6 separate regions of the Mus musculus genome follow, and all the other regions are linked to region 2. A link is a loop called in an ENCODE intact Hi-C map of the cell type or tissue named here. Cell type or tissue: left cerebral cortex. All regions are shown on one strand. Links, peaks and the distances in the headings refer to the core of each region. The heading gives the core; the rest is flanking DNA.

Region 1 (4,924 bases), core at 662-4,661, 250 kb before region 2:
CTTAGAGCGATGTAGCCAGTATTGAGGAGCAAAGGCAGACAGCGTGAGGTTAAGCCTGGGCTTTGGTCTATGTTCCCATGTGGTCTTTGGTATTCCACAGTCTATTTGTCATGTCCGAGAGATAAGATGGTAGGAGGCTCATCCTGATCTCTCCCACCCCACCCCTCCAGCTTACATTCTGACTTTGGGATCATCATAGCTAACAGGGGGATGAAATGCATCGTGCGTTTTCAAAGCAGCAAGTCCAGCAACCCTCACAATCGTACAGCAGGTACTTTTTATGCAAGTCTCATTTCACAGAAGAAAAAAATAAGTGAGACACAGAAGAGTAAATATGGTGTCTATGTTCCCAGTTGGCTGAGAAGGAAAAGTACGGATTTCTGCTCAGCTAATTGGAGCCCGAGTGCAGATTCTGGAGTTAGAAGGAATCACAGTGGTTTTTGTTGTTGTTGTTGTTTTTGTTTGTTTGTTTGTTTTTCTGTCAGGAATTGATGTCACAAAACAACAAAGTTTACAATATTTTTTGCAAAATTTCAAGTAGCCAAACATGTGTATGTGACAAGCAAGTCATTCTCTTCACAGTTAGCCAGAACGGATCCCCAAGAGTCAAGGTTGCTATGGCAAACGGCAAGCAGAAAGACCTTTGCAGCAAATATGCAAAGCTATTTGTCTAGATCAAGGTCAATAATCCATTCAAATTAGGCTCCTGTCTGAGCAGAGAAATAAAAACTTGAGAGGCCTGTAAAAGCTGTTCTCCCAAACTGAGATGACACAGAACAAAAGCACAAAACCTACAAAGCCACTTCCACAAGGACAGAGCAAAGGCTGTCCTTGGAGGGCCCATGCCTTCTTCCAAAGGCACAAAGCAAGAGCCTCTGAGACACACACACACACACACACACACACACACACACACACACACACACACTAGTCACTTGGAAGCTGTTTTTTACCAATGCAGGCTCTGCATCAGTGCCTCTGTGGGTCTGGGACACGTGCGCAAGGACATCCCTGGTAAGGCCAGTGCTTCTAGAATGAGGGCCATGCCATGCAAGTGATGGTGAGTAAGCCCCGTGGTCCCAGAATGAGCAACACTCAATTCTGCCTCTTGTTAGACCCAGAGTCCATGACTGTGATGGTCCTTTGCTTCCCCACCTGATCTTAGCTGGTGACTATCCTTCCTATACAACTCAGCATCTCTACCTTTCTCATTAAATCTATGCTGTGTTTCTAATTATGAGATTAATGGAAAATGAAAGACCTCTCCTTTCCCAAACCCAGGTCTCTATGATAGAAAAGACTTGGTCTCTTTCATATAGATTACATATGTTTGGAAGTCAAGTTGGGAAGATTTTTGCATCAAAATCTCTTTAGGGACTACCTTGCTAGGGCAATGGTTTCTTACTACGTAATGGGCATCATGATATAAGATGGGTCTTAACTCAATGCTTCAAACAGCTTACTGAGGAAAAGAGATTGAGATTTTTAAGCAACCGAGTTTACACTGTTCAATAGGGTAGACAGCGGCTACTTTGCACTTTTAATTTGACATGTTTGATGTAAAAATACACACTAGATGTCAAACACCATGAACAAGTGAATGTAAACTATGTCATTAGTAAATTTTATGCTTATAGCATACTAAAACAACAATGGTTAGAATATATTGGGTTAAATAACCATATTTTACAGAAATAGTTATAGCCATGTTGGTCTCTGGCACTGAGGGTAGAACCCAGGATATTGAACACGCTTGTCACAGTATATACTACTGAGCCACTCATTACCGTTTTATGTTTTTATTTCATTTTTTTTTATACTAGAACTTCATGCATACCATGCTTGCTCTCTCGCACACAGCTACACCTAAGCCATATTCATGGTTTACGTTGTTTCTGGTGGGCAGGACTGACCAAGGTATTTGATACTCAGAGTGTGCTTCTCTGAGCTTAACTGAAAAGGAATCTCTTGTCTCTTAACTCAGACCTACTGATCACAGGAACTCCTGGGCACATTCAAGTTATGGGAGGCCTGGGCTAGTTTTCTGAAAACACATCATGCCAGGCAGGGCTGACTTCTGTGTGTGATGGGTAATGAAAGCATTTGGGATGCTGAATTTTCTACAGAAATATTCCAGCAGAGCAGTGAACTTTTAAACGATTAAAATGCGTGTACAATTCTCAACTTCATATTTAAAATTATATTAAACATTAAACAACTGTGCGCGCGCGGCGCACACACACACACCATACACTTATTGGGGAGGGAGGCCATTGAGATGTTACCTTAGTTACTTCTGGATTTTCAGCCACCATGTAAGTGAAGCCGATATTCACCAGATCCGTGCCGCTGCAGACACACAATATCCGCCCTTCCAGATCATTTTCAGATTTTCCAACAGCTTCGAGAGCAGCCAGGATTTTGGGATCCTGTAGATGTATAAAAATAGGAAAAAATATGGTAGGTTGCAGAGTGTGGAGAAAAATGCGGTGAAAAGAAACCACACTTCATGCAAAAAATATACCTAAAGGGAAATGGTCCCTGCTGCATTAAAACCCCCCAGGGAACTAGCACTATTATAAAACCTGGAGGGCTGAAGTCCCCAGCATTACAGTGCACAAAAACTGCATCAGAAGAGCATCATACTTTTCTTCTTCTTCTTCTTCTTCTTCTTCTTCTTCTTCTTCTTCTTCTTCTTCTTCTTCTTCTTCTTCTTCTTCCTCCTCCTCCTCCTCCTTCTCCTCCTCCTCCTCCTCCTCCTCCTTCTTCTCCTTCTTCCTCCGCTTCCGCTGCTCCTGCTTCTTCTTCCTCTTCCCTCCTCCCCCTTCTCCTCTTCCTTCTCCTTCTTCTTTCTTCTTCAAGAAAACTTGGCTCAATAGTCTTTTGTATACATCTTTTAAAAATAAATCTCAATTATTTGTTTGATGGCACGTATGTCTATGATTGTTTGTGCCAAGTGCTCAGATAGGTGAAAGTCATCATGAGGGCTCTGGGACTTTATCAGGCTGGGGTCCACTAGAAGAACAGCCAGTGCTCTTCATTGCTGAACCACATGTCCCGCCTCCTTGTCTGAATTTTTTGATTGTCACTCTCAGAAAAGTTCAGCTTTGGTGATGTTCAGGAAAGACTGTACTGGTGTTTGCTTGTGTCCATGAATATCCCACGGAGCCTGTTACAACAGAACACAGGCTTGGGCTTCCTTACCAGGAATGAGACCACCACCACCACAGTCACTAGCATAGGCTACTCTGAGGAAATGAAGTTAAGACTCACATGCAGCTTGGATACAAAGAACAAGCACTTGCATTTCTATAATGTTTGCATCCTCACATGGAAGGAAAGCTGTGAAAGTTTACCCTGATTCCCACATAAAATACCACGCTTGTTTTCCAGAGGAAATTCCAATAAGTAGTTACACAGGAAACATAGCTAACATGAAAGAGGCCAACTGACAAGTAAAAATTAACAAACAAACAATCAGGAATAGAACTTTGTTTGGGAAATCTGAAACCACACAAGGCAGTTACAGTGAGGGAAATAAATTCTGTGGTTGAACATTCTATGAAGAGAAACCTTTTAAATTCCGCACAGCACTCTGTAGACCGCTTCTTCTTCAAGCACACCAATCTCTGACGATCCCTGATTTCTGTGCTCCAGGTGCCTTCCCTCTCAGAGTTCAGCCAGGATTTTTGTGTGCACTAGTGTTTTGAGTGCACAGATGAAGCAGTATGGGTGCCTCAGCCATGTAAACCCACACAGTCATCAGTTAAACATGAAGAGCAAAGGGTTAAAACATTGCTAATATAACTGAAATCCAAATAATGTAACCCAAGTCACCTAAGAGTTATAGATGAAAAATATACTCTTGTAAATCTATGTTTAAAAGAACAGCAGGGCCAGCAATATGGCTCTGAGGGTAAAAGTGTTTGCTACACAAGCATGATGACTTGAGTTGTATTCCCAGAACCCATGTCAAGTTGGACAGACAGAACCAATTCCACAGGAACGTGGATAGCACATGCACACTCACGTCATCCCAACACACACAGACACTCATGCACGCATGCACTTACACATTATAAATAAAATAAAATTGAAGAACACCACCAATTGCATTTACCTTTGGTATGGCTGCTTGGCGAATACTGTTGATGAGGGAACATTCTAGCACTTGTCCTTCCTGCAGAGAGAGCATACACCCCGGCAATGAACTTCAATTCTGCCAGCCTGGTGGCCCAGAGTATTAACAAACATTTCTAAAGATAAAATCAACGCTGTTCATACAAATAGCAAAATGCAAAGCAAATAACAGTAATGATGTCTAATGATCAGAAAGAAAAGACTCAAAACTATTTCATATTTGTATACACATAAATATGAATACATATATATGAGTGTAATTCTAAATGATTAGTAAAATGTTTATAAAGTATTACTGCATTTATATGCATAATAATGCCTTGCATCATTAAATATCTGCATATATAAAACATTAAGTAGGAATAACGCCAGTTTTTATACACTGCCAACTCCACCTGTCTTGGTTCATCTCCAGTGTTCACTAAGTGTGCGCTGCGCTGCACATCAGATCATGTTTGTCTCAGCTTGAACATTACGTTCTAGAAAATATTGCTAACTCTCAAGATTAAACCAGACCTGTTTTGTCCAAGCTTTTATAACAATGTAACTTCCTTTTCCCAATGACTTGTAGCTCTTTTAAAAAATGCAAGCTTTGTTCCTCCAGTTGAATCTCTGAGAGCTAAACTGTATAATGTCTTCAGTTCCAAGGGTATCCCCAAGGAGTGGGACGGGAAATCATGCAGTGAAGAATCTCAAGGGAAGGAGGAAGCGTGGTCTGCATGCCCTCAAGAGGAGCTTGGTCCACCTATTGGGAAGGGAAGTGGCTTGACCTGGACAGCAGGCA
Region 2 (4,924 bases), core at 303-4,302:
ATTACATCTCCTCCACAGACTCCTTCACTTAGGAAGTGAAAAGTAACTGTTTACAAACTGCAGTCTGGCTGTGCACTACCAACAGTGATCAGCAAATATCCTCAGGATTCTTGACCTCATTCTAAGTATCAGAAGCAGCGCATCTTGCTTTTATGGAACTCACCAAGATCTGGTTTTCAAAGCATGTGTCATCCCTGATAGTAAGCAAGCAGTGGAACTGGTCACAAATGACACGAAACGAGTCCTAGTGTGCCTCACAATTTTCATTATCAAGTAATATTTCCCCAAAGTAGCTGAGTTCACTAACAAGGCATTTGTTGAAAGTGTGAAAATTACAAAAACTATTCCTTTCTATAGCACTATTACCTAACTGCTCTGGTCCAAATATATGTAATTTGTTTGCAACTGAAGACTTTAAAATTTAAAAAAAAAAAAGTGGCAGCTAATTATTAACTTTATAAAAATCCACCAATTCATCAATTCTGGCATTTGGGTTTTGCCTGCTGCACCTAAAAAACTGGGGGTGACAAACAAGACACTGTTCCCAGAAGCTTATATCCCAGCCTGTCACAACATAACATGCCACTGTGATGGGTTCACATACAACATCACAATCGTGTATAAACCCGATTTCATATGAAGGGCAGGTAGGCAGGAACGCAAGGCAATCATTTAGTCATTCAATTCCCAGTGAACCAAAATCGAAAACAAATTAGTAGTAGCCTAAGAAAATAGCACGTTCACTAGGGCTGCCAATGATGTACCATGTTGTACAAAATCAGCAGTATAAATTGATTTACAAGCAGCTAGATTCTTGGAAAGAGGATAAACAAATATATTAGCAGCACCAGCACCCATTGGTCTCTATTGGGGATGGGATGAAAGGTTTCAAGGGTGATACAAACCTTTAAACTCCACTTCTTAAAAAGCTCTTTTGAAAGCTTTAAGGGTTTTTCCTTTCTTTTTTTTTTTTAATTCCCATATTTCCCTATCAGCTATGAAAGTAAGCACGAAGCCTGGATTCCGAGGCATGTAAGTTTTAACATCATTCACATTTTAAAAGATACAAATATAAAGCTCGGAAAAGAGAATATTTCAGCACAAAGCCCTCCTGCGTGGGTGTGCATTTGTAAAGTAAAAGTAGAATTATTCCAACAGATGTAAATGTGCTCTCTGTGATCAAATGGAGTCTTTTGAAATTCTGTTTTGACAGTTACTTGTAAAACAGCATTTCCACAGCGATTAATTCAGAGCTGGTAGTGATATCATCAAAGCTAAATCAAAACTAAGTTCTGATGGCTGAGTAATAAAAGCGGGGAGGGGGCAGGGGAGCAGAGCACACTTGGGAGGCCAACACTCAGCCCTCTGCAGCACACTGTTACATGTGAAGATGCACTCCTTCTGTCAAACCAGTTTCACCAACATAAAAACGCTCAGAAAGTGAAATTCCATTTTAAAAGTAATTTTTTCTTACACGAGGTTCTCCCCAAGACACCAGTCATGTATTAAATGTCTACAGTGTAAAAAAAAAAAATAGATGATATAATAGATCAATACACCAGTTGAAAACTATGCAAGACTGTTCTGTGGGGGAAAAATTCGAGATTACATAACACAGTCAGTCAGGGATTACACCACAAAATCCTAGTGAGAGGAATTTCTCATCCTCTGTATCACTCTGCAACTTAGGATATTAAAGTTTGAAGGGTTCAAAATATTCGGTTCTCAGTTCAAACACATCTTTAAAAACATCAGTCTTAAAAATACTAAAAGGATTAAGTTGAAATTTTACACACACACACACACACACACACACATCTTCCTACCCTAAAGAGTAGTTCTTCACTTTCTGAGATCCTGGGAGTCCACCCAGGTAAAAAGTCACTGGTTGCTCTTCCTGGTCATCTTTATTTTATGGTCTGATTTTTCCTTAAAAGAGAAATTCAATTTTTTTCAAAGCATTATACACCTGCCTGTGCATGGACTTTACTGCTAGCCATGTTTATTCAACACATTATCTCCACCAATGGATAATTTAAATTTATGGACCACTATGCATCCCACTTCTACTTCAAAAGATGGCGACTGTCCATGAATGTTTTGCCCCAAATTAAATCTCAAGCCCCTTGCTTTAGAGAAATAGGAAGAAGCACTATAGAAGTTTAGGGTTATTTTTTTAAAGTCATATCTCAAATGCATGCATATTTGTGGAATATAAGACATTTGCCTTTCTAGAAATGCTGGCTTTATAACTCTAGAGTTGTTCAATTGGAAAATTCTGTGTTTTCACACTTAGATTCAGTAGTTTACTGAGTCTAAACTCAAAAATTGTACAATATAGACAATTTCTAATTGACTAAGAAAAAACAACTTTAAACTTCTGAAAATAAAGCAATGTTCTTTTACATGCTTTTAGGAGGCCCAGATACTGTCCTGAAGGAGCGCTTAGCCTGTCAGTGTCAACTGGAAACGGTCTATCATTCGTAAGCTGTCCCCAGAAGACGCTGAAGATGCACACGCACACACATTTACATGCGTTGCACAGTGCCAACTATTTCCAACCAAAATAATCATATACACGTCGAGCCGAGCTATTTCTAGCGCAGAAGAGGGTGAACGTCCGGGTAGGCAGAGGAAACCCAGTAGCAGATGATTGCCGGAGAGGCGGGTGGCGGCGGGGTCCCCTGCCTCCCGCGCAGGACGCCTCGCACCCCGCACCTGCACCGGGTCCCCGGCAGGGCAACCGGGGGCGCGCGCGCGCGTCCGGGACGCACCCGCGGGAAGCCGAGTAGCCCGGCGGGCTGGGAGCGGCGGGAGCATCCCCGGGCGGGACCCAAAGCGCCTTCTCCTACCTGTCACTTCCAGGCGAGTCGCTGCCGGGGATGCGGCCACCGCCGCCTCCGGGAGCCCCGCTGTGTTCGCGCGCGCGCGTGTGAGTGTCTGTGTGTGTGTGTGTGTGTGTGTGTGTGTGTGTGCGCGCGTGTGAGAGCCTGTTTGCGGCGCGGCTCCTGAGCCGCTCGCGCGCCGCCACCCCCTCCCCGCCGCCGCGGCCGCCGAGCCCCTCCGGCGCCGCCCCGCCCTCCGCCGCCTCCGCCCCCCACCGGCCAGCGCCTCCCCGCTGCGCTCACCTCGGCCGCCCGCTGCCCAGGGCGCCGCCCGCCCGCCGCTCCCGCCGAGCCGGGCCCCGTGCGGCCCCGGGCCCGCCGCCCCTACTCCCGGCCGCGACGCTGCCTCTGGAGCCCAAGCCGTCGCCTCGCAGCCCCAACCTGCCGGGCTACGGAGCATGCCCAGTGCGGCGCCCGGCGGGGCTGGGGGTGGACCGGGGCCGCGCGGGCCGGCCGGGGTGGGGGTTGGCTGTCCCGGGGTCGCCGCCGCCGCCTTCCCGGTGCAGGGTCTGGGCGCGCGCCCGTGGGGACTGAGCTGAGCCAGCAGCGGGACACCACGCGCCGCTGGCCACGGACTCAGCGGGTGCCCGGCCCGGGAGGAGGGGGTGCGAGCCAGCCAGAACCGGGAGCGGGGAGCGGGAACTGCGCTTTCGTCTATGTTACATTGAACAAACACGGAGAGCTTGTACACTGCAGCAGGCACTGTGAGACAGGGATTTTATTCATTCAGCCCGAAAAACAATCTGCCGGAGGAAGTACTACAACGGGCTCACACTGAGCCAGAAAGTGATTTCCAAAGTCTTCCCCCAAGTGATCCTGAGACGTGCACCCCACTCCACCCCCCCCCCCCAGACTTCGGTTCCAGGGATGCTGGGGATCGCTGTGGCCAGCTCTCCTTGTCCTTTGAACCGACACCCGGGTGCCCGAAGTCCTGCTGAGGCGGCCTGGCCATGTGCATCCAGCGTCACCCTTTGTGGAGACCCTACACTGGAGCCGCTCCGGAACTCCCCGAGGGCTTCCTCCTACCGAGGCCACTCGGCTTCCTCCCTCTCCTGCCTGGCGGCGGCCACCAAAACCCGGAGACGTGGCACCTGCGCACTGGGGACTGGGGCCCATGCTGGCGGCTGAACTGGGCATGCTCAGCTGCCTGAACTGGGCTGGCGGGTCAAGAGGAAAGGGGTCGGTTTAGAGGTTAGCTTAAAAAAAAAATGGAGAAGAGGGCAGAAGTGTAGGCACAAAGGAACAGTCCAGGCACCGTGGATACAGCAGTTGAAAACCCCAAAGTGTCGCACCCTTCGTTCATTCTGGCCGTTTCAGCATGGATAGAAAGAAAATAACCACCAAAAGTTGATCAACTAGTGTGATGTGTGATGGTACATGCCTGTAATCCCAGTTAGTTTACAGAGCAGCCTAAACTATACAGTCGGTTCAAGACCAACCTGAACCCTGTCTCAAAACGAGAAAGAAAAAAATAATTTACCAATTTAAGGGAGATGGACTGAGAGCTACTGACCACTCTCTAGCCAAACACAAAGCTTCAGATTTAAGTTAGCCTTGAAAAAGGTTTTTCTGCAGTGTCTGCCTGCCTGTCTGTGACAAAACCTACAGAAACATTCACTAAGCCAGATCAGCTTTTCCACCAAGGTTAAAAAGAGAATAAAGATGCCAGAGAAAGCTGATACTGCACTGGTCAGGGTCTTCATGCCAGTGTGTTAAGACTGCTTTTGAGAGTGCCGCAAACCGGGCACATGAACTGCCTGAAAGGCTTTTTAAAATGCAGATTTTCATTAGACAAGACAGAAGTAAAATCATATGTTCTCCATCTCTAACAACTCATTCTGATATTGCTGCTTGTAAGCTGAGGGCTTGGGGTAGTATTTTAGGCCTGCTTTCCCTGCATGTGAGAAAGCTGTGGCTCAGAAAGGGTAAGGAATTTGCCCCAGGTTGAGCAGCCAATAAATAGTATAGCTAAACTCAAACCAGTCCTTCAGGCCTTCTCTTGTATGTCTTATGTGCCTCAAATATTATCCCCAGAAAGG
Region 3 (4,924 bases), core at 333-4,332, 110 kb after region 2:
GAGGGGGAAAAGAGCCTTAAAGGAAGAGGAGTAGGGAGGGCAATAGAATACATGTGATCTGGATGTGGGCAGCAGGGACAGGGGGTGGAAGGGTTTAAGCAGGGAGTGGGGGACAGGAACACGGGGGAGGGTCAGAAAAAACTAAGTATGCATGAAAATGTCATGAGAAAATATGTAACATTGCAAAGTAATAGTAAAAAGTGAGAAAAAGAGACAGAGGAAACACTAGAACACGCACACACACATGACATACCCTGCCTGACACACAAGGCTGCTAGGGCTGCTTTCCAGGGCTGCTAGGATAATCACTCTAAACCTTAGTTTGTTGTAGGCATCTGATGGTCTAAAATAAGTTATCTGTAATTCTACAATGGATTGCTGTACTTAGCTAAAGTATCGATCCTCAGAGAGATCTCAAATCAGGGAAGAAGTGACTAGATTTTTCTTCAAAGTGCACTTTCAGAAAGAGGAATAAACAGGACGGAAGATACTGATAGATGGTCAGGGTTAAAGCTTCATTTCTTGTTCATTTCTCCAGAATTACAGGTGATTACCGGCAGCAATCCATAGGACTGTCTTCAGTGGGAACGCTCTGTCTAATAGCTTTGCTATGTTATGAGACAATTTTTCTAAATGACAGAAAGTAATTAAAAGATATCACAGAAAATCAATCTGCCCAGTTAATCTTGCCACTTCCAACCCCAGGAAGAACTTCCTGATGACTCCTTTCTCTGCTCCTTCCTCAGACACCAGGAACAGACTTTTACATTTAGACACCAAGTGTGGGTAGAATCCTTGCTGGAAAGCAGTACAGTAAATGTTTTTATCCTTCTGGGACACGTATTCTGTACGGTAGCTACTGAACTTCAGTGGTGCTAGCTGAGATGCCAGGTAGTGTATGGCGATGTCCTCAGACCCAGAAGGACGGGGAAAACCTTGAGCAGACTATGGCATTAGCCAGGGTTCAAAAAAAGGTGTATTTTTGAGTCCTATAAGGAACCAGGCATTCTTGGGAAATTCTTTAGGGAAACTGTTTCAGAATGACTAATTTGAGACATAAAATCCCTTTTAAAACAGGAAAAAAATATTAGGCTCCCAAATGAACAGCTTAATGCATCCAAAAAGTATGATAATTTTACTTAACAAAGAGTAATTTGGTAAACATTTATGTATGTATGTATGTATGTATGTATGTATGTATGTATGTATGTATTTATCTTTTTTTCTTTTACACTCCAGATTTTTATCCACCCCCCCTGCCCGGTCCACCCTCTGACTGTTCAACATCACATATCTCCTCCCCAACTCCCTGTCTCCATGAGGATGCCCCTACCCCCATGTCCCATGTTACCAGATCTCTAAACTCCCTGGAGCTTCCAGTCTCTTGAGGGTTAGGCGCATCTTCTCTGACTGAACTCAGACCCAACAGTCCTCTGCTCTATATGTGTTGGAAGCCTCATATCAGCTGGTTTATGCTGCCTGGTTGCTGATCCAGTGTCTGAGAGATCTCAGGGGTCCAGTGCTGATCCTCCTCCAGTGTCACCCTCCTCCTTCTCAGCTTCTTCCAACTTTTCCCTAATTCAACCACAGGGGTCAGCAGCTTCTGTCCATTGGTTGGGTGCAAATATCTGCATCTGACTCTTTCAGTTGCTTTTGGGTCTTTTGGAAGGCAGTCAGGATAGGTCCATAGTCTTAGTAATAGTGTCTGGCCTTGGGGCCTCCCCTTAAGCTGGATTCAATTTTGGGCCTGTCACTGGACCATCTTTTCCTCAGGCTCTTCTTCATTTCCATCCCTGCATTTCTTTCAGACAGGAACAATTATGGATCACAGTTTTGACTGTGAGATGGCAACCCCATCCCTCACTTGATGCCCTGTCTTCCTGCTGGAGGTAGGTTTTACTAGTTCTTCTCCCCACTGAAGGGCATTTCATCTAGGGTCCCTCCCTTTGAGTCCTGAGAGTCTCTCACCTCCCAGGTCTCTAGTACATTCTGCAGGGTTCCTCCAACCTCTTACTTCCCGAGGGTGCCTGTTTCCACTTTTTTCTGCTGGCCTTCGGGACTTCAGTCCTCCCCCACCCCCAGACCCAATACCAGACTGTGTTCCCCTCTCCACCCTCCCCTTTCCCTCCCAGGTCCCTGTCTCCCCCCTTGTGGTTGCTGGTGGGGTTGCAAACTGGTACAAGCACTATGGAAATCAATCTGAAGGTTCCTCAGAAAAATGTAAATAGATCTACCTGAAGACCCAGCAATACCACTCTTGGGTATATAACCCAAAGATGCCCCACCATGCCACAAGGGCACGTGTTCCACTATGTTTATATCAGCCTTATTTGTCATAGCCAGAAGCTGGAAACAACCCAGATGTTTCAGGACAGAAAGATGGATACAGAAAATGTGGTTCATTTACATAATGGAATAGTACTCAGCTATTAAGAATGAGGACATCCTGAGTTTTGCAGGCAAATGGGTGGAACTAGAAAATATCATACCGAGTGAGGTAACTCAGACCCAAAAGGACATGCATGGTATGTACTCACTAATAAGTCAATGTTAGGAAAAAAGTACAGAATATCCAAGATACAGTCCACAGTACTCAAAAAGGTCAACACGCTGAAGTGCCCAAATGAGGACTCCTCAGTCCCACTTGGAAGGGAGAAAAAATTTGGCTTTGTATGTCAAGAGAATCCATGGATTTCTCTCAAGAGAATGTTGATTGGTCACCTCAGTGTGAAGATGCTGTATAAAGGAGCTGCTGTATTTGGAAGGAACAAATCTTTGCTTTTGCTCTCTCAACAGCTCCTCTGAATCCCTTGAAAACAGCAAGTTCTTGTGAACAATTTATGATTCACTGTTGCTGTACAAGAAGAAATGTACCTTGCTCTCTGAGTGTAAGATTTAGCAAGTGAGGACCTTGATTCTTAGTAACATTTTCATTTCAGATCAACAACATTTAGTGAGTGTCCTTTGCAATTCTTTTTCTTTCTTTTTTTTTTTTTTAATAAGCCTGGATTTTAGGTATGCTTCTTATTTTGGCAATTGTGCGATGGTCATTAGATGTTTTTTATTTTATTTTATTTTGTTTTTCTATTAGGTATTTATTTCATTTACATTTCCAATGCTATCTCAAAAGTCTCCCACCCTCTCCCCCACCCACTCCCACTTCTTGGCCCTGGTGTTCCCCTGTACTGAGGCAGTTTAAGTTTGCACGACCAATGGGCCTCTCTTTCCACTGATGGCCGACTAGGCCATCTTCTGATACATATGCAGCTAGAGACACGAGCTCTAGGGGGTACTGGTTAGTTCATATTGTTCCATATTGTTGTTCCACCTATAGGGCTGCAGATCCCTTTGTAATTCTTAAGGGATAAATATTATACAAATGTATTATTTGTTACCTGAGATTAGTATGTAACTGTGCTGCCCGTATTTCACTTTCTGCCCTACCAGGACCACTTTAACGTCTTGGTGTTTCTGTTTGTTCATCTGTAAAATGTTGCACCTATCCAATAGCAATGTTGTCAGTTCTAATGAGATTAATATAACTTTAATTTAAAACACATTGAAGAGATCCTGTCACATAGTAAGTACAGACGATGACCTATTAACTACTACTGGCTATTTTATTACCTGATTGGTATTAGCAGTACATATAAATGATGATGTAATTGTTGTGATTGGATTGTGTCACCCTCCAAATTTTTAAGTTGAAGTCTGAATTCCCAGTGTGACTCTGAAGGTGTAATGAAGGTGAAGTAAGGTTGATGTTCAACTCATATCTTTATGGGCAGAGTGTGAGGCTTCCAGCATGCATCTGAGGAAAGGTCCTATGTCCCCATGCTGTGAGTGAGGAAGGACACCTCACCTCCCAGTGCCTGCATTGTAACTGTTAGAAGCCACAAAACGCTGAGATCTGCTGTTGTTCAGGTCACTGTGGAATTTCCTTATGTCAGCCTTGGCCCTTAATACAGTAATCAACCAGAAAACTTAACAACTTCTTTCATAGGCTAGCCAACAATTAAGATGATGTCCTAAGTATGGGTTAAAACGATGCAATGGTAACAACTTGGTCTGATGACTCCTCTTATTAAATATACTTTTTGCAAATTTCTTATTTGTATTCTTTGGTTCAGTTTTTTTATTTTTTTGATATTTGTACTTCAGTGCCACCTTCCTTTTTAATTTTTATTTTTGAAATCATAAGGTGTTTCCACCCGTGAAAGCAAAGTTCCTTGTGGAAACAGCTTTGGCCTCAAGCAGGACAGTTCTAGTCCACATACAAAGCCAAAAATGGTAAGCATCTTAAGCTCCTTTTACTGTAAGTTTCTTCTCTTTCTTCCACTCCATCCTCTCCATCCTCTTCTGACACTGAGACCAATGGACTAGATAAGGAGTGGGCATTGACCTCTCTCTCTCTCTCCCTCTCCCCCCCCCTCTCTCTGTGTTTGTGATTTATTATTGTAGCTAGACAGGAAGAGAAATATAAAGCTGGCTATTCAGAGTCAGCATCTATGTGCAACATGCGGTGTTGACTGGCTCTGTGTGGTTGATATGCATTTGTGCTATTTCATGAAATGTTGATGTGCTTGTAAATCATTTTTATATGTTTGTAAACATTTCTGTCTCCTGTAAAAAATAGTTTCTTTTACATCCCTTAAGAGACCCTCATAAAACACAGTATTTGCTTTATAATGATGCAGGAGTGGAAACTAAGATCAGGAGGGAGGTGATGGATGCAGCCATTTGGTGGGCACATAAGGCTTCATTGTGACTTTCTGTTACTTTGAGGTAGGAGAATATCTACATTGTTACAAACTATATTACGGTAGGTTTCTAACTCTCCTCTCCCCCTAAATAATAGAATTACATGTTTGTGCCCTTTGCCGTTTGACTGTACAGTGCCTCTCCTTTTACCAGGCACTGGTAT
Region 4 (4,924 bases), core at 633-4,632, 270 kb before region 2:
ATGAAAGACTGGCTGGCTTCCTAAGCTTCCCACTTGCAGCCTGTTTCAATATAAGCCTTATTATTTTAGTTGTTCAGCCTTCTCTAAGTCATGCTGTACAAGTACATGCCGATACGTTTACCTATTCCAGTTTAGAGGACAAATGTGACAAGGCCCTTCACTGCAGTGTCAGGATGCTGCTCCATCTGGCCTGCTTACATAGTTTACCTGTTTGTCTTTTCCAGCAAAGCCTTAAAAAGTCAAAGATTCGTTGCCTGCTGCCACGGTACCCAGAGCAAGCAGGGATGTGTTCACAGAACTTCTGTATAAGGACCTGAACCTCAGCTGCAGTTCATACCACCACTCCACGGGTTTACAAGGAAAAGTGAGGACAGATTACGCATGACAGGAAAGAACTTTGGGTCTGTAAAAGGGCATTTTTCTAGAAAAGGCTAGCCCATGAACCAAAGCCAACACTGCTCTTGGATCCAATGTCTGATGCTAATGAATGCCACAAAGGAATGACACATTGGCGACATGCTGTGCAGCAAACTGGAGCTTGGGAATAAACAGAGCTAAGGCTCCTCCCCGGCCCACTCTACCTCCTTAAGTTTGCAGCTACTGCCAAGGGGAGGAAGACATTTTGGAATGGGTAGTCACATAAATGTGAATGTCACTGTCGTTGATCATAGGATTCCTTAAATTCAAATTGAATAAGTCTAAAATTGGATGTCTCAGTTGACATTCAAGTGCCCCACAAAAAGCCATGACGAGGACTCGAGGCCCTGTCCTGAGAGTGCCCAGGAGAAGCACTGTTGTCATCACAGAAGCTCCTGGTGCACAGCACTGCCCCAAAACACCAGGCTTCACGTTACCAGATGAGGGATTTCATGTCTGAAAGCCCTGAGCTGATAACTGCATTATAGCAGTGTGGTTTGGGTCTTGTTATTTGATGTCTTCTCCTGTTAATTTCGGTAAAGACACACAGGACATAAATGGTTCTGTCTCAGGAGCTTTAGCTAATCCTCAATACCTTGCACTCATCATCCCCATCTGTGCCTCTCCCGCTGACCCTCGCTAGTCAGTTTCCTGGGTCTATGTTTTAAACGATGTTAAGTATCTCGCACAAGAATAATCACACAGGATTTTCCATGTTCTGACTGGCTATTTCTCTCGGCATTATGCTTTCATTTAATGTGCCAAATTCTGCTTTTACAAGGCAGAATTCAATTGTATGTGCATGCCACGGTCATCCATCCGTTCTTCTCTCCATGGATACCTGAGCTTCTTTGTCTTGAATACTGTAAATAACTGATATGAATTACTTGGCATAAATGCCCACAGGCAAGGGTCACAGGACGACACGAGGAGCCTTTCAACTTTTTAAAGAAAATGCCATACTGCTTTCTGTGATAGCTACATCATCTTACATTTCTCCCAACAGTGCATGAGGGTGCTAACTTCTACATCCTCACTAGTGCCGTTCTGTTGGGTGTGAAGCTAATGGCTTTTATTGCCCTGGAGAGTCCCAGACGTTGCTGACAGCTTTCTGATGGAAGACGGAAGAACTCTCAGGAGGCACCTTTCCTTTTGCAGCTAGCAAAGGCCGTTTTCTGAGAACTGCAAATAGCATCAAAAGCTTCAACAAACAGGTAAGGTCTGGACACAGAGAGAGAATCAAGAAACGAAACAGGAGCTTTAAAGAATTGCTTCTTTTCTCATTACCAGACCTCTCTTCCTCTGTCGGGCTAAATATGGACTTGGCTCCCCGGAGATTATTGAATATCCTGTAACTGGCCTAACAAACCACAGGCCCACACAGTTTCCCAGGAGCAGACAGAAAAAGCACAAATAATTTGGATGGCATTAACTGGGAGTATTTTTCTCAACCTGAAGGCTTGAGATCTGTTCCAAAACATAGAACAAAGTCCACAGTTTCCTAGGGCACAGAAGTGGCCGGTACAGAGAAACAACGTTTTTTGATCACACTAATTTAGTTGTTTCTAGAAATAACCACCAGATACTGGGGGAGGGGAGGTATTGAGGAGGCTTAAACTGCCTTCATCATCATCATCTTCTTCTTCTTCTTCTTCTTCTTCTTCTTCTTCTTCTTCTTCTTCTTCTTCTTCTTCTTCTTCTTCTTCTTCTTCTTCTTCTTCGCCTCCTCCTCCTCCTCCTCCTCCTCCTCCTTCTTCTTCTTCTTCTCCTCCCCCTCCTACTCCTCTTCTTCTTTTTTAATAGAATTGGGGAAGACTCTTATTTATCAGAATGGAAAGGTGATGACCTTTGATATCACCACTCATGACAGAACTCACGCATCGCAAATGTCACCACCATCCTCAGGGATAGCTTAGCCCTGAGTGGGAGGCTGTGACGTGTTCTTTTTATGAAGATGAAAGCAGGTCTGAGGGCCTTGCCCAGAGTCACAGAGCCCGTCTTGGGTCAGGTCCCCATGTTGGGATGTTTTCACCCAATCGCTTGCTCCCTGTCTCTCTGTCAGGGAAGGCAAGGTCCTTTAGACCTCCTCCATGTCCATGCCATGACTCAGGCCAAACACATAGTATGCGTGCCAGTAACTACAGGAAATATTAATGCCTGACGTGTTTTGTTGCTCTTTTCAAACATTAAGGAGATGAGATGCCAGCAGGTGTCAGTAGAGTCCCAGAATTTCTCTGGAAAGTTTCTCCAGGTATGAGCTACAGGCCTTTGCTTATTTCCAGATTAACAGGTTTTAAAGTGGTGACTTAAAAATACACCTGTTTGAATTGCTGTAGGTAAGCTTGAATACTTTAATAGCATGTCACCCTTAGAGGTGTATCTTTGAGCTATTGGATAACAGACATGCCTTGGTGGGGTCTCAGAGTTGCTTGCGGTGGGCACACGCAGCAGGGGTACCAGGTAACTTCACCATGACAGGAAAAACAGCACCTGAATACAGAGAGGTGTGGCTTCCGTAAAGTCTCACCCTTCTTTTATATTTTAGTTTTATTTACTTTATTTGTGCTGAATATTGAAGACAAAGCCTTGACCATACTAACTACACATATTAGCACTGATAACCACTTTGTTCTCTTACTCTATAATCCTTTCTATACTTTATAGATTGATTTGACCTTTTCCAGTATCCCTTCTCAGGAAAATAAAATCCTTGAGGAGTCTTGTGTAGGATTGTCTGGGCATGTGGAAAGCTAAGAGGTGCCTGGGGACACTGGGTCTGGCTTCTAGCACTTCTTGACCTGATTTTCTTCATGCAGACACCGAGTTATCAAGCATCCTGCTCCTGGCAAATGTCTGGGCCTTCCTCATTATGTGTCTCCTTGCTGTAGAACACTAGAAAACACTGTCACAAACAAAAGGAACCCCTCCTCATTAAGATAATGCAGAAACACACAATTATAACAAAACTAGACTAAACCCACATGAACTGAAACTCAGTTGCTATAGCAACAATTTTCCTTTAGAACAATGCTTCTCAACCCTCCTGATGCTGTAGGTCCTCATGCTGTGATGACCCCCAACCATAAAACTATTCCGTTGCTACTTCATACTCTTACCAATTGTAATGTAAATGTCTGTGTTCTCTGATGGTCTTACGTAGGCAACCCTGTGAAAGGGTTGTTTGACCCCCCCCCCCAGGGTCATGACACATAGGCTGAGAACCACTGCTTTATCACTACAAGCTCGAGGTCAGAGGGATCCACAGAGCTCCAGCTCAGCCAGGGCTGTGGTTTAGCTTCCTCTTTCCTTTTCCATGTCCTAGATCCCAGTCCAGCTCTTTCTACGACATTAGCCCAAATCGCCTTATTCATCTGAGGAGACCACTCACAGAATTTCTCTTCATTCTTCTGTCCCTGCTTCAAGCACTGTGGAAGTCTTCCCAAGGAAATACACCCAACAGTAGCACAGACCTGCTAGGTAAAGTATGCCAGGAGTGCTAGCCTGGGTTAGACCTTAAAAGCCCCCACCCCTCCTTTTCCTCCCTCTCTCCTTTCCTCCTTCTTGCTCCTTCCCTCTCCTTCCATCCCTTCTTTCTGGAATATCAGCAAGATAACCTGGAAATTATTTAAATCTAAGTGATCATGTCCAACCTCCTGACTCAGTTTGCAGGTATGGAGACTCAGAGGATGGAGAACAGAAATCTGTTTCTTTTTAATTTTTTGGGAGAGGGTGTGTAGCCTATGGTTTCATAAATGGGAGGTGAGGGCTTTACCACTGAACTATAACCTCAGCAATCTCTCTCTCTCTCTCTCTTCTCCCTCCCTCTCTCTCTCTCTCTCTCTCTCTCTCTCTCTCTCTCTCTCTCTCTCTCACACACACACACACACACACACACACACACACACACACACACAGACATATGATTCCTGGCCAAGGGGCAGCAATATTTCCAGGGAACTTGTTAGAAATAGAGTCTTAGGTGTCTTCCCCTGGATTAGACTTTACATCTGCCGTGTGAGCCTGTGCAGATTCATTTGAAAGGTGTGATGCACCTAAAAGAGTGCATCTCCCAAAATACAAGCAAGTGAGGTGTTTGGTGAGTACCCACATTCTGGCTCAGAGATGCTGACTCTCTGATCCCGTGATGCTATTTGAGAGATCCTGAAACTTGTAAGAGTAGGAGCCAAGCAGTCAGGGAGCTACATCTTAGTTTGGGCTTCTCTCTGTTCATCTTTCTCCTGCTCCTTGCAACCATGAGATGAAGAACCTCCTCTGTCATGTGCTCCTGCCATGGTGTTCTACCCAAGCATCTTAGTTACTTCTCTATTGCTGCCGTAAAATGCCTTGACAAGAGCAACGTAAGAGAGAAAGAGTGTATTCTGACTCAAAACTGTCTTCCATCCTGGTGCGGAGGTCAAGGTAGGATGAGATTGAAGAAGCTGGCCCGGTCATCCCGATAAGAGGCTGAGGGGAAGCCGGGCATGGTGGTGCACGCCTTTAATCCCAG
Region 5 (4,924 bases), core at 306-4,305, 220 kb after region 2:
TGTTATTTAGCTACAACAACTAACAGATGCAGCATCTCCACAGATCACGAGTGTTGTCTGACAAGTCAACATGTCCATTTAATCAGCACCCACATACCAAGAAAGGAAACATCATATCAACAGTGTAATATTGTAATTTGGCCACATTTTGTTGTGTGCCACTGTGGCTTATACATTCTTATTGGTAGACTATATTCAGTTGTATGAACCAGTCACATTTTATCTCAGCCTGGAACAGGTGATAGCCATTGTGCTAGTCCTAGTTTGGGGCTATTGTAACTACTGCAACTCCAAAAGCTCTAGAATGGCTTTGAAGAGTATATGTGCACATTTCAAAGTGAAAATTGTGTAAAGGTTATATATAATATCTATCAGTATACTTTACTATACACTATCATACTTTAGTACAGTACTTCTAATGTTATAGGATGCCATTTGATTCAACTGAAGCAACACACACACACACACACACACACATACATACACACACACACACACACACACACACACACCTTAAAACTCAATATCCCAAACTATATAATGTTATAGAAAGACATGTACATGTGATATAGAAAACCTATGTGAACTTAAAAAGTATAAAAATTGTACAAACAAGATTCAAATTCCTGGTAACCTTGGAAGGTTGAAAGTGGAAAAAGACAGAAAGGAGAAGAAAGGGAGAGGAGAGGAGAGGAGAGGAGAGGAGAGGAGAGGAGAGGAGAGGAGAGGAGAGGAGAGGAGAGGAGAGGAGAGGAGAGGAGGAGAGGAGAGGAGTGGAGAGGAGAAGGGAAGGGAGGGGAGGGGAGGGGAGGGGAGGAGAGGAGAGGAGAGGAGAGGAGAAGGGAGGGGAGGGGAGGGGAGGGGAGGGGAGGAGAGAGGAGAGATTTGTGTTGTAAATTTTTACAGGAAAATAATATATTAGAAATATACTAATAGGATCTTTCATGAGACATCAAGAAGGGAAAGTTGTAAACAAAGAATGTTTTCCAATTCTTAAAATGTAGCATAGGGCTACCTACTACATGCAGTTCAGAGTTAGAACTGGGTGTGGTGGGGCAGGCCTATCACCTGACCTCAGGAGGTAAGGGTGGAGAATGAGAGAGGAGGAAGGAAGGTCACTCTCAATTCCATTGAGAAGTTGAAGTCAGTCTGAGCTACATGTGGGCAGGAGACTGCCACCAAAACAAAACCAAAGAAGCAGAAAAATAGAACTAGTGAATTTTGAAAAGTCACTAGTCCATGTGGCAGATTCTACACTTGCCAGGAATGTGATGCATTGCATTATTTTGCTGGGACCTTGGACATGGAGGTGGTGGTCGTTTGGGGTAGGGTCTATGGCAGCTAAGTCAACTTGACCTTGGAGACTTCCACCTCCAGCTGGTGTCAAGGGAGAACAAAAAATTAGGATGGAAATGCTGGCCTCTTTTTCTTATTTCTACCTCCTTACCAACAACATTGTTCAAAATACAGTCTCAACCCCATTTCTCTGGTAAGGCATCTTAGAACAGGGGTCGGGGGTGAGTGGGAGAGAACCTGTCAACATCTTAACTCCATTTTGTGATATTTGAGCCACTTCTCCATCCATATGCTCACAAACATTAAAGGGAGATTCCTGTATCAATTCTCCATTAGGTCACATCCCTTTTCCTTCAGGTGTTTTTCGCTACCTCCAACAAACTCTAAATGCACTGAGCACACATCATTTCAAATTTTCCCTATCCCTGTTATGTTATTTAAACTTTTCCTACATATCAATTAGTTGGAAATAATAAGTCTTTAGGCTATCCATTAATTGCTGCGCTGTAGACATGATCTGTATTTAAAATTATGCGAGGAAAATTAAGGTGAAGCACGAAGGAGGCTTGTCTAATGGAGAAGGCTTCCTAGCCCTTCAGAGCAGCAAAATGGGAGATACTGGGGCTGAGGTGGGGCTCCCCTCCTGGTTTCCTCTCATCTACTAGTGTGAGATCTGAAAACAGCCTGCCCCAGCTGTAGGCTCCTCTTCTTGCCTTTCAGTTTTTCATTTTGAATACTTACTGTATTTGGTCATGCTGCAGCAGAAGAAAATGATTGTCTGCCAAAGGCTCTTTTCTAGTGGAAATTTATTATAAATAGTTTAAAGGCAACGAGGCTTCATCATGAATTTCCCTCTTCTCCTCCCTCTCCCAAACACAACACATTTCTGGTCTGGAATCTTTCTGTAATCTTGGTTAAGTCTTGGGGAGGCTGGAAGGGGCTGAGCCATGGTAGAGCAGGGAGAGAAAAGAGATGTTACCAAGAGCCACCTCACCCACCAGTACTTTTATTTCAGTAAATGCTGCAGCTTTACTGGAAGATTCCTCGAGGGGAAAAAGTCAGGGAGCCCCTGCAGCTGGCACAGGGCCACTGGAGCTGTGACCATTTTATAAGAGTCTTTGCCTTTCTAATCACCAAGACTCCTGCTGTGCTGAGAAAAGTCCCACCCACTAGATCTATCTGATCTGGTCCCGCACCAGTGAGTGCCAGTGAGGATTGCAGAATGAGGATTAGAAAACCTGGGAAGTGAAAGGGAGAATGGGAAGAGTGTTTGGAAGAGGACCTTTTCCACAACTCACCCTGTCCTGGAAAGTTCAAGTTCAAACGTGTTGATTTTGCATTTGCATGCTCATCCGTTCGTTCGTTCTTGTTTTCTTTTTCTCTCAGGCTTCTTGTTTTGGCCTCCCCATGATTAATCATTTTGACTGTGGATCCTGAAAAGCCTGGCATAGTGGAGTCATTTTTGCCCTCTAGTGGGGAAATAATGTATTGAACTATTTCTCATGCTTTGTACTCCTGGCCAATACATGTTTAGATTCAGTCAGAGAAACAGGCTTTATCTTTCCTCTTCCCTACACTGTTTTTGAAAATCCTTAATAGGCATATGTTTTCATAGTTTCTCAAGTTGGAGTTGCTCTTTGGGTCCTTCCTATCCCGTCTTATTGGAAACGAGGTCTCACTATGTTGGCCAGGCTGATCTTAAACTCTGGATTTGAGAGATCTTTCCTGGTTCAGCATCTCTAGCCTTAGAGTCCTGAGCTACTTCCTGGGGGAGATGTTATCAAGTGTCTACTCACCTCACACAGGACATTGACACACTAGAGGAATGATTCTACCAAAGTCCTGCTTGGTGAGCCAATGAGTTCATGGAGGTTACTCTTTAGGACTGTGCGCAAAGGCCTTTTTTTTTTTTTTTTTTTTTTTTTTTTTTTTTTTTTTACAAGAATGTGCACAGCTCACCTGCTGCACATCACTGAAAACCCCGCACCAGCACGGGTGTCAAGGAAGTGCACTATGGACTAGTCCTTTCAAAACAGTTCATCTACTGTGTACTTTAGCTCTCACCTAAGACCACACAGCTGGTGACAGCAGGAGTTAACAGGTAGAGTTGCAGGCAAGGGTCTTATGGGAGACCTCTACAGCTTTCTCTGCTAGAGAGTATCAACAACTCCACTACCATTACTACAGACATAGCCACCCTGCATTGTTTGGCTTACTTTGTTGCCCTGGCGAGGCTGTACATTCTATACTTCTACTCAATTATGGCTCTTGGTCATATCGGGCAGGGGGAAACCACTCACTAAATAGTGTTTAACCCAGGTTATGACATGTAGACCCACTTATTCTAACTGTAACAAATTAGTGTTGAATGGACTGTTGGATCCCCATCATTGCCTGAATGAAATGTGTGTGTGTGTGTGTATGTGTGTATGTGTGTGTGTGTGTGTGTGTGTGTGTGTGTGTATGTGGTATGTGTGTTTGTTATGTTTGTTTTGTGTGTGTATATGTGTGGTATGTGTGTTTGGTGTATGTGTTTGGTATATGTGTGGTGTATATGGTGTGGTGTGTGTGTGGTGTGGTATAGTATGAGTTCTTGAGAAGTTTTCAAATACATGTTTTTCCTATTATCCTTAGAGGGACTTATTACTGGAGTATTTACATTCAAAATGTAGGTGACCTCCCTGGCTCTCAGCATCCCATCGGTTCTAGGAACTATTATCTTGTAGACTGACACAGTGAAACTTCTGACCACCAGACGATGGAAGTGATAAAAGCTCACTTCTATCATTCCTGGGCTCCCCAGGGCTGGATGGATGCGATTTTCTGTTTACTGTGTTTCTGATACCATTACAGTAGGTAGCCCTGGGGAGGCAGGAATGACTGTTATTATAGTAGAACAGGAACAGTGTGTAGAGAGAAATGAAATCAGAGCTCACACGGTGCTTGCAGATGTCTGATGATTACTGGAACTTTCATGCCTTTGGATGTGAAAGTGCTACTTCTCTCACCCAACTCATCTATCCTAGAAGGGGCACACTGGGGTGCCTGCTCACACATTTCTTATGTGACTAACCCTCTACTGATGACAAGGAAGTGGTAAGAACATATTTCCCAGGACTGCAAACTTAGCCGGAGAACACCAGCATATGGCCAGTTCTGTACTACTTCCTGGGATGGGGTCCTCAAGTCAGACCCAGAGAGATAATGTCACTGAGCATGGCCAGTGTTAGACTCACACTGCATACAGTTAACTGGCTTTCCTTAGCACTGTCTTGGAGGATTGCTTTATTATTGATAAAGAGGAGCTCTTTGTAATAATGAGAATTTCTTTTTTAATTAATTAATTTATTACTCCTATTTTTGAGATAATGTCTCAAGCAGTTCAAGCTGGCTTCAAATCTCTATATAGCTGAGGCTAAACATGAATTCCTGGTTTTCCTGTCTTCCAAGAGTTAGGATTATAGGAGATAACCACTATACTTGGCTCAACAGGGAGATTTCTTTCAAGGTCTATAATTAAGGGCTCAGAAATGATTGATCTTGCTGCTTTTGGGAGACCTAATCAGAAGATTTTCACTAATGACATTAGCCAGAATTTAGTAGTGACACTTCATAACCTCAATATGAA
Region 6 (4,924 bases), core at 538-4,537, 52 kb before region 2:
ACCTCTGAACCTATAAGCCAGCCCCAATTAAATCTTGTCCTTTATAAGAGTTGTCTTGTTCAAGGTGTCTCTTCACAGCAATGGAAACCCTAAGACCGAAACCAACAATAAGCCATAGATTATTCATAAAATTAAGTAGTTAAAACAAAACGGGGTGGAAAGGGAATGACAAAACCCGGGCATTTTTGATAGGGCGGCTACAGACAGCTCTAGGTAGGGAAAAAGAGCATAAAACATACATGATAAGGGAGTCTAAGGCTCTGGAGCAGAATGCTAAGTGCAGGTGGTAAAGCCCTGGGGTAGGAATGAGATGAAACAAGACTGCAGAAGAGCAAGAAGGCGGGGGTAGCTGAGGCACAGGGAACAGAAGGAGGAGCAGGGACTGAATTCATAATTCCTAGTGAGACGTGAGACGTTTTGGCCTAACGGCTTTGTGAAAGTTTTCGATGCCACGTGCAAATTCACATATCCTGAGCTACAAAAGCATTTCCTGCCCTTTGACATATATATATACACTGATCAAATAAGTGGAAATGGGTAAATAATAAATAAACATATGGACTGCAAACCTACTTTAACAGAAGAAGCCAAAATGAAGGCTGAAATATTACATAGTCGTTAAACTGCAAGCACATAAACCTGGTGGGTGCAGAGAATAGATTTCTCCATGTGAGAACTCCAAAAGAAGCCACAGGAAACCTACTGGAGCAAACGGAAGAGTTCAGCAGGTTGCGGGAAAAGATGGAGAATTACGGGCATATACATGGGGCAAGAATACAAAAATTAAAATAGAAATGAAAATGGAGCCTCGAGAGCAGCTCCTTTGGAGGTACAGAAAATGGAGAGGTATAAAGAAACTGAATCGCGTTTCTAGCATGCTTGTAATTTACATTTTTGTTCATAGAATAGTTAAAGCCATGCACACAGCATTCTCATGTCACCTAGAGCATAATAACATCAAAAATGGAGTTGTAAATGATGAGTATTTAAGTACTTAAGCCACCACATTTTCAACTACAAATGTGTAAGGTCCTTATGGAGGGCCAGAAATGCCCAGAAGTCTGTCGGTGGCTTTGCCAGACACCAGGACCATGAAGAGCTTTCTTCTTTTCCAAACTCCTGTAGTGCTTTTAAAGTAGCATTAACAATCTACTAAAGCAGGCATACTACAAGCCTGAAAAAACACCAGGTGCAGAGTCTAAAAATCACACTTTAAAATTGTAATTTAGGATAAACTTCATTAATGCTGAGCAGCAGCCGATCACACACACGACCGTGTGCTAGGATGCAACCCCATCGGATGTAAAGAACTCTTATTCATTACAATAGATTTACATTTTAATCATACCGTCCACGGCTTTCTAAAGTCTACTATGAACAGAGAATGAGAGTATGGAAGCACCTTCAGCGGTGACTAAAACACGACACCTCATTTACGAAACAAGACTGTCTTCACACTGCAGCTGTACGAGAACTTTTGGGGCTCTTCAGGTTTTGATTTATTACTCAGAGGTTTACAAAAAAAGAACATAGTCAGATTTTAGGAAATTTTAATATAATTGTAAGTTTTCATATAGACCACAAACTCATAGTTCTCAGTGAAGGAGTCAACCCTCAGAACAAGGTTCACATCTCAAAATGAGGGTAGGTGTAAAAAATAAAGTCCACCACCTTTGTTCAAGCAAACAAAGACCTTCAAAGGCTACCTCTGGTGATGGGTGCCTGGCAGGGAGAAAGGAGCTGGCCAGATGTCCTGTGAAATTCACTGTCATCAGGCGGCTTCACAGCAAAGCATTAACCATCAGCTCACCTTCTCCAGGCAGTAGAACCCTGCCCAGGCTTGTCACAAGCTTAGTTAGGCAAGAAGTGCCCCCTCTGCAATTGTACACCTCGACTGGACAGGAGCAAATGTCAGGACGCCTTAGGAAGCTGTGTGAACTCTCCCCAGGTCCCACCAAGGGTTCTGGACAGCTGCCCGGCGGGAGAGGCAAGGGACCCCTAACCTGGGTAACTGGGTCTTGTTACTCCTCTGGTTAACTCTTCTTACAGTCATGACTCATTCACGGGCTGAATATTAAATAGAAGGGGAGGTCCTGATGTAACCCCACATGTAGTATTTAACACTCCTTCCTCCCAAAGCAGTGAGCTCAGACTCTCACTACCCTCCGACATGCTCGCTCGGTATCACCTCCGAGCATCGACTTAGGCCATTTACTTTCAGCTTCTTCAAATGGGGTCAGTATCGTATTCGTGCTCTAAGCATCGCTATCTTCCTATCTCTCCACAGAACCTAACATCTGTTCACCCCCCATCTGAACAGAATGCGTATTTCAAAGGGTCCTCTGTCAGTCCCAGACTGGTTTATTAGAAGTCCTTCCTGGGGATAGTGTGGTAGTAGCAACCTTTAATCACACTGATCTGGAGGCAGAGGCAGGGGTTCTCTGTGAATCGGGGCAACCCTTGTGTGGAGGAAGAAGAGGAGGAAAAAAATCTCAACGCACTTCCCTCTCACTCTTGCTGAACACAAAGCTCGGTGGGGTAGCCAGTCATGCCCGGCTCTGTGCTTGGCATTCTCCTGACAGGGACACCAATGAATAGAACTCATATTGATGCAATAGAAGTAACAACCTGGAGGCGCTGAAAACTGTCCAGAATCAAACAAGGGTTTAATTATGTTTGAGACTGTTTTAGCAATTTGGAATATTAGAATACTTAGCAATTTAGATTATTAAGAAACAAATAAAATTAAGCATTTTAGCAATTTTGATTATGATACCCCCCAAAAAAATCTTACAAAGGTAATTAAAGTATCTAGCAAGATATGATTTCCCCACAATGCGCGGTATTTCCTGCCATTTCTTTAGACATCCAGACCTATACCACAGCTGGCAAGCACAGGGGCAGAGGCTAGCAGGCAGTCTTTGAATGCAAGGACACAAGAGTGGCGCGCTTGCGCAATCAGAACTCCAAGTTCCCTCCCCTGCCTCCCAGGGAGGTCCTGATAGAATGTTCCCTTGGGGGGCTGCCAGTTTTGTGTTGCTATCTGAGGAAGCTGGGAGGTGCCCACGAGCTAACACAGCCGAGTTCCAATGCCAAAATATTTCAGGCATTTTAATTTTTATTACAATTTAAACGGACCTCAGAATAGAAGAAAACTTGCCTCCTGAACTTTACTTTTGTTTAAATGAGCCTATTAATTTTCCTTCTGAGCACTGGGGTTGGCATTCCCCCCCCCCCGCCCCCCGAAACTGGTGTGTGTAAGACCTCAGCCCCTCCCCCATGCAGTTCTCCTTGCTGGTGCAGGGATCCCAGCGGCTTGAGACTTTTCAGCCTTCAATCCCTTCAGAAAGGCCTGCCTTTGTGGAAAAGACAAAAACCTTATACTTAACACACTGAAAAGCTGAATTTAAAAGGGGGCTGGAAGGGGGGGAGGAGGAGGAGGAAATTGTTCTAATTACAGGGAGAGCTTGTACATGCAAATGTAGTTTTCCTTGGGGAGATCTGCATGTTCTTAATAAGGAATCCCCAAGCCAAAGTACACATTAAGCTTTTCCTCATCTTTAAAGCGATGCTCTTGCCCAGAAACCGTACAGGAAAGCAGTCTCTGAATGTGCTCTAGGCCTGGCCCAGAGCTGCTGCTTATGAAAGAAAGGCCTTTATGAAGTGTTTTGTGATGCTCAAAAGGTACACTGTCATCCCTAAGGAATGAGCAATACAGTAAAATGTTTGCTTCAACAGCAGTTTATCTAAACCACTCTTGGTCAAGGGTATATACATTTTATAAATGAGTCTCAAATGCTGAGCGCTGCCAATCAGACAAGAACTGGCCACAAATTCTGGGAAGAGGAAACACTCAAGGACAACTCTGTGATAACAGCGTCATTAAGGACTACGTAGCAGGGACATCCAAAGTGAGACCCATTTTTAATTTGGTCTAAGTACAGTGCAATGGACCTTTGCAGTGGAATGTGATGGTCTCTCATGCACTCTGGAGGCTGAGGCAGGAGGACCACAGATTAAGAGGTCTATAACTATATTGCATGAACTATATTGGGAGGCAAAACCTTGTCCCAAAATAATTTTTTATCTATTTTGTTTTTTAAATGATGAGTTTGTATCTGTGTATGAGTATGTGTACTGGACTTCAGGTGCCCACAGAGGGCAGAGATATTTGATTTCCCAGAAAATGTAGTCACAAGCAGTAGTGTGTCACCAAATGTGGGTACTGGAGTCAAACTGAGTCATCCGTAAGAGCAGTACTGACCATGAACAATTAGCCATCTCTCCAGCCCTGCCTAAATAAACCACTCTTAAATAGCAGATAATTGAGCTCCATGGTTAACTGATAAGTAGGGTCCAAGCCCATTGTTGAGAAAAATAGTGTTTCCATTTGAGATCTGAAGACCCCGGTGTGATGGCATAGCCTCTAACCCCAGTTCTCAGAATGCTGAAGGCGGAGACCTGCAACCTCCAGACAAAATGGAGGTACTTTCAAATACACTGGATTGGATTTTTTTTCTTTTGATAGTCAACTTTAAGAAAAGGGTGATGCTAATACTTCCCAGCAATGATGAACACTACAGACATTAACTGAGTATTTCAGGACATTAACTGAGTATTTCTATCTAGTTGACATTGAACACACTGCAAAAGCAACAGGTGATTCCCACATGGAAGAATCCTAAAGTTGGTTCACTCCAACAGGCTATTCCTATAACTACAAGAAATAAAATTTTCTTAATGAGCTACTGACTGGAAAACTGTTTACAAAAAAATTTTTTTTTCTTTTTTTGTCAGACATTTTCAATGCAAACAAGTTAGCAGTAGCTTTGGGCACTGAACCCCACAAGCTAACACAGCAGTTGTCTAAACTAAAGGAGTGTGTGTGTGTGTGTGTGTGTGTGTGTGTGTGTGTGTTCGCGAG

The links. Peaks named below come from ENCODE experiments on the same cell type or tissue, not always from the same donor. Only the 100,000 strongest peaks of a DNase experiment are listed, where the experiment ranks them.
Region 1: a loop joins it to region 2, with 2.4 times the contacts of the local background. A loop is called at or near these places in 13 of 42 quality-filtered maps.
Region 3: it touches region 2 in a loop (5-fold over the local background); 11 of 42 quality-filtered maps call a loop at or near these places.
Region 4: it touches region 2 in a loop (10-fold over the local background); 13 of 42 quality-filtered maps call a loop at or near these places.
Region 5: a loop joins it to region 2, with 4 times the contacts of the local background. A loop is called at or near these places in 15 of 42 quality-filtered maps.
Region 6: a loop joins it to region 2, with 4 times the contacts of the local background. A loop is called at or near these places in 5 of 42 quality-filtered maps.

The regions. Positions count from the first base shown.
Region 1 is chr2:135,907,606-135,912,529 of GRCm38, reverse strand. It overlaps Plcb4 (phospholipase C, beta 4), which reads right to left. Exons shown (of 39, transcript NM_001355153.1): 6 at 4,121-4,180; 7 at 2,286-2,429. Among named protein-coding and RNA genes, the nearest start is that of Gm14210, 97 kb to the right of the region's middle. In left cerebral cortex, for the core only: no CTCF peak of the experiment used is centred there; a DNase peak (open chromatin) is centred at 2,372.
Region 2 is chr2:135,657,659-135,662,582 of GRCm38, reverse strand. It overlaps Plcb4 (phospholipase C, beta 4), which reads right to left and starts at 3,036. Exons shown (of 39, transcript NM_001355153.1): 1 at 2,853-3,036. In left cerebral cortex, for the core only: CTCF peaks have their summits at 2,725 and 3,944; DNase peaks (open chromatin) are centred at 2,859, 3,293, 3,577, 3,950 and 3 more places; H3K4me3 peaks cover 2,318 bases; H3K27ac peaks cover 1,720 bases.
Region 3 is chr2:135,550,452-135,555,375 of GRCm38, reverse strand. No RefSeq gene overlaps it. Among named protein-coding and RNA genes, the nearest start is that of Gm31993, 12 kb to the right of the region's middle. In left cerebral cortex, for the core only: a CTCF peak has its summit at 2,170; a DNase peak (open chromatin) is centred at 800.
Region 4 is chr2:135,924,771-135,929,694 of GRCm38, reverse strand. The region is part of intron 7 of Plcb4 (phospholipase C, beta 4); the gene reads right to left. Among named protein-coding and RNA genes, the nearest start is that of Gm14210, 110 kb to the right of the region's middle. In left cerebral cortex, for the core only: a CTCF peak has its summit at 2,626 (motif pointing right); a DNase peak (open chromatin) is centred at 2,622.
Region 5 is chr2:135,437,490-135,442,413 of GRCm38, reverse strand. The region is part of intron 31 of Plcb1 (phospholipase C, beta 1); the gene reads right to left. Among named protein-coding and RNA genes, the nearest start is that of Gm31993, 100 kb to the left of the region's middle. In left cerebral cortex, for the core only: a CTCF peak has its summit at 2,758 (motif pointing left); DNase peaks (open chromatin) are centred at 2,472 and 2,775; H3K27ac peaks cover 308 bases.
Region 6 is chr2:135,710,150-135,715,073 of GRCm38, reverse strand. The region is part of intron 1 of Plcb4 (phospholipase C, beta 4); the gene reads right to left. Among named protein-coding and RNA genes, the nearest start is that of Plcb4, 53 kb to the right of the region's middle. In left cerebral cortex, for the core only: no CTCF peak of the experiment used is centred there; a DNase peak (open chromatin) is centred at 2,985; H3K27ac peaks cover 1,209 bases.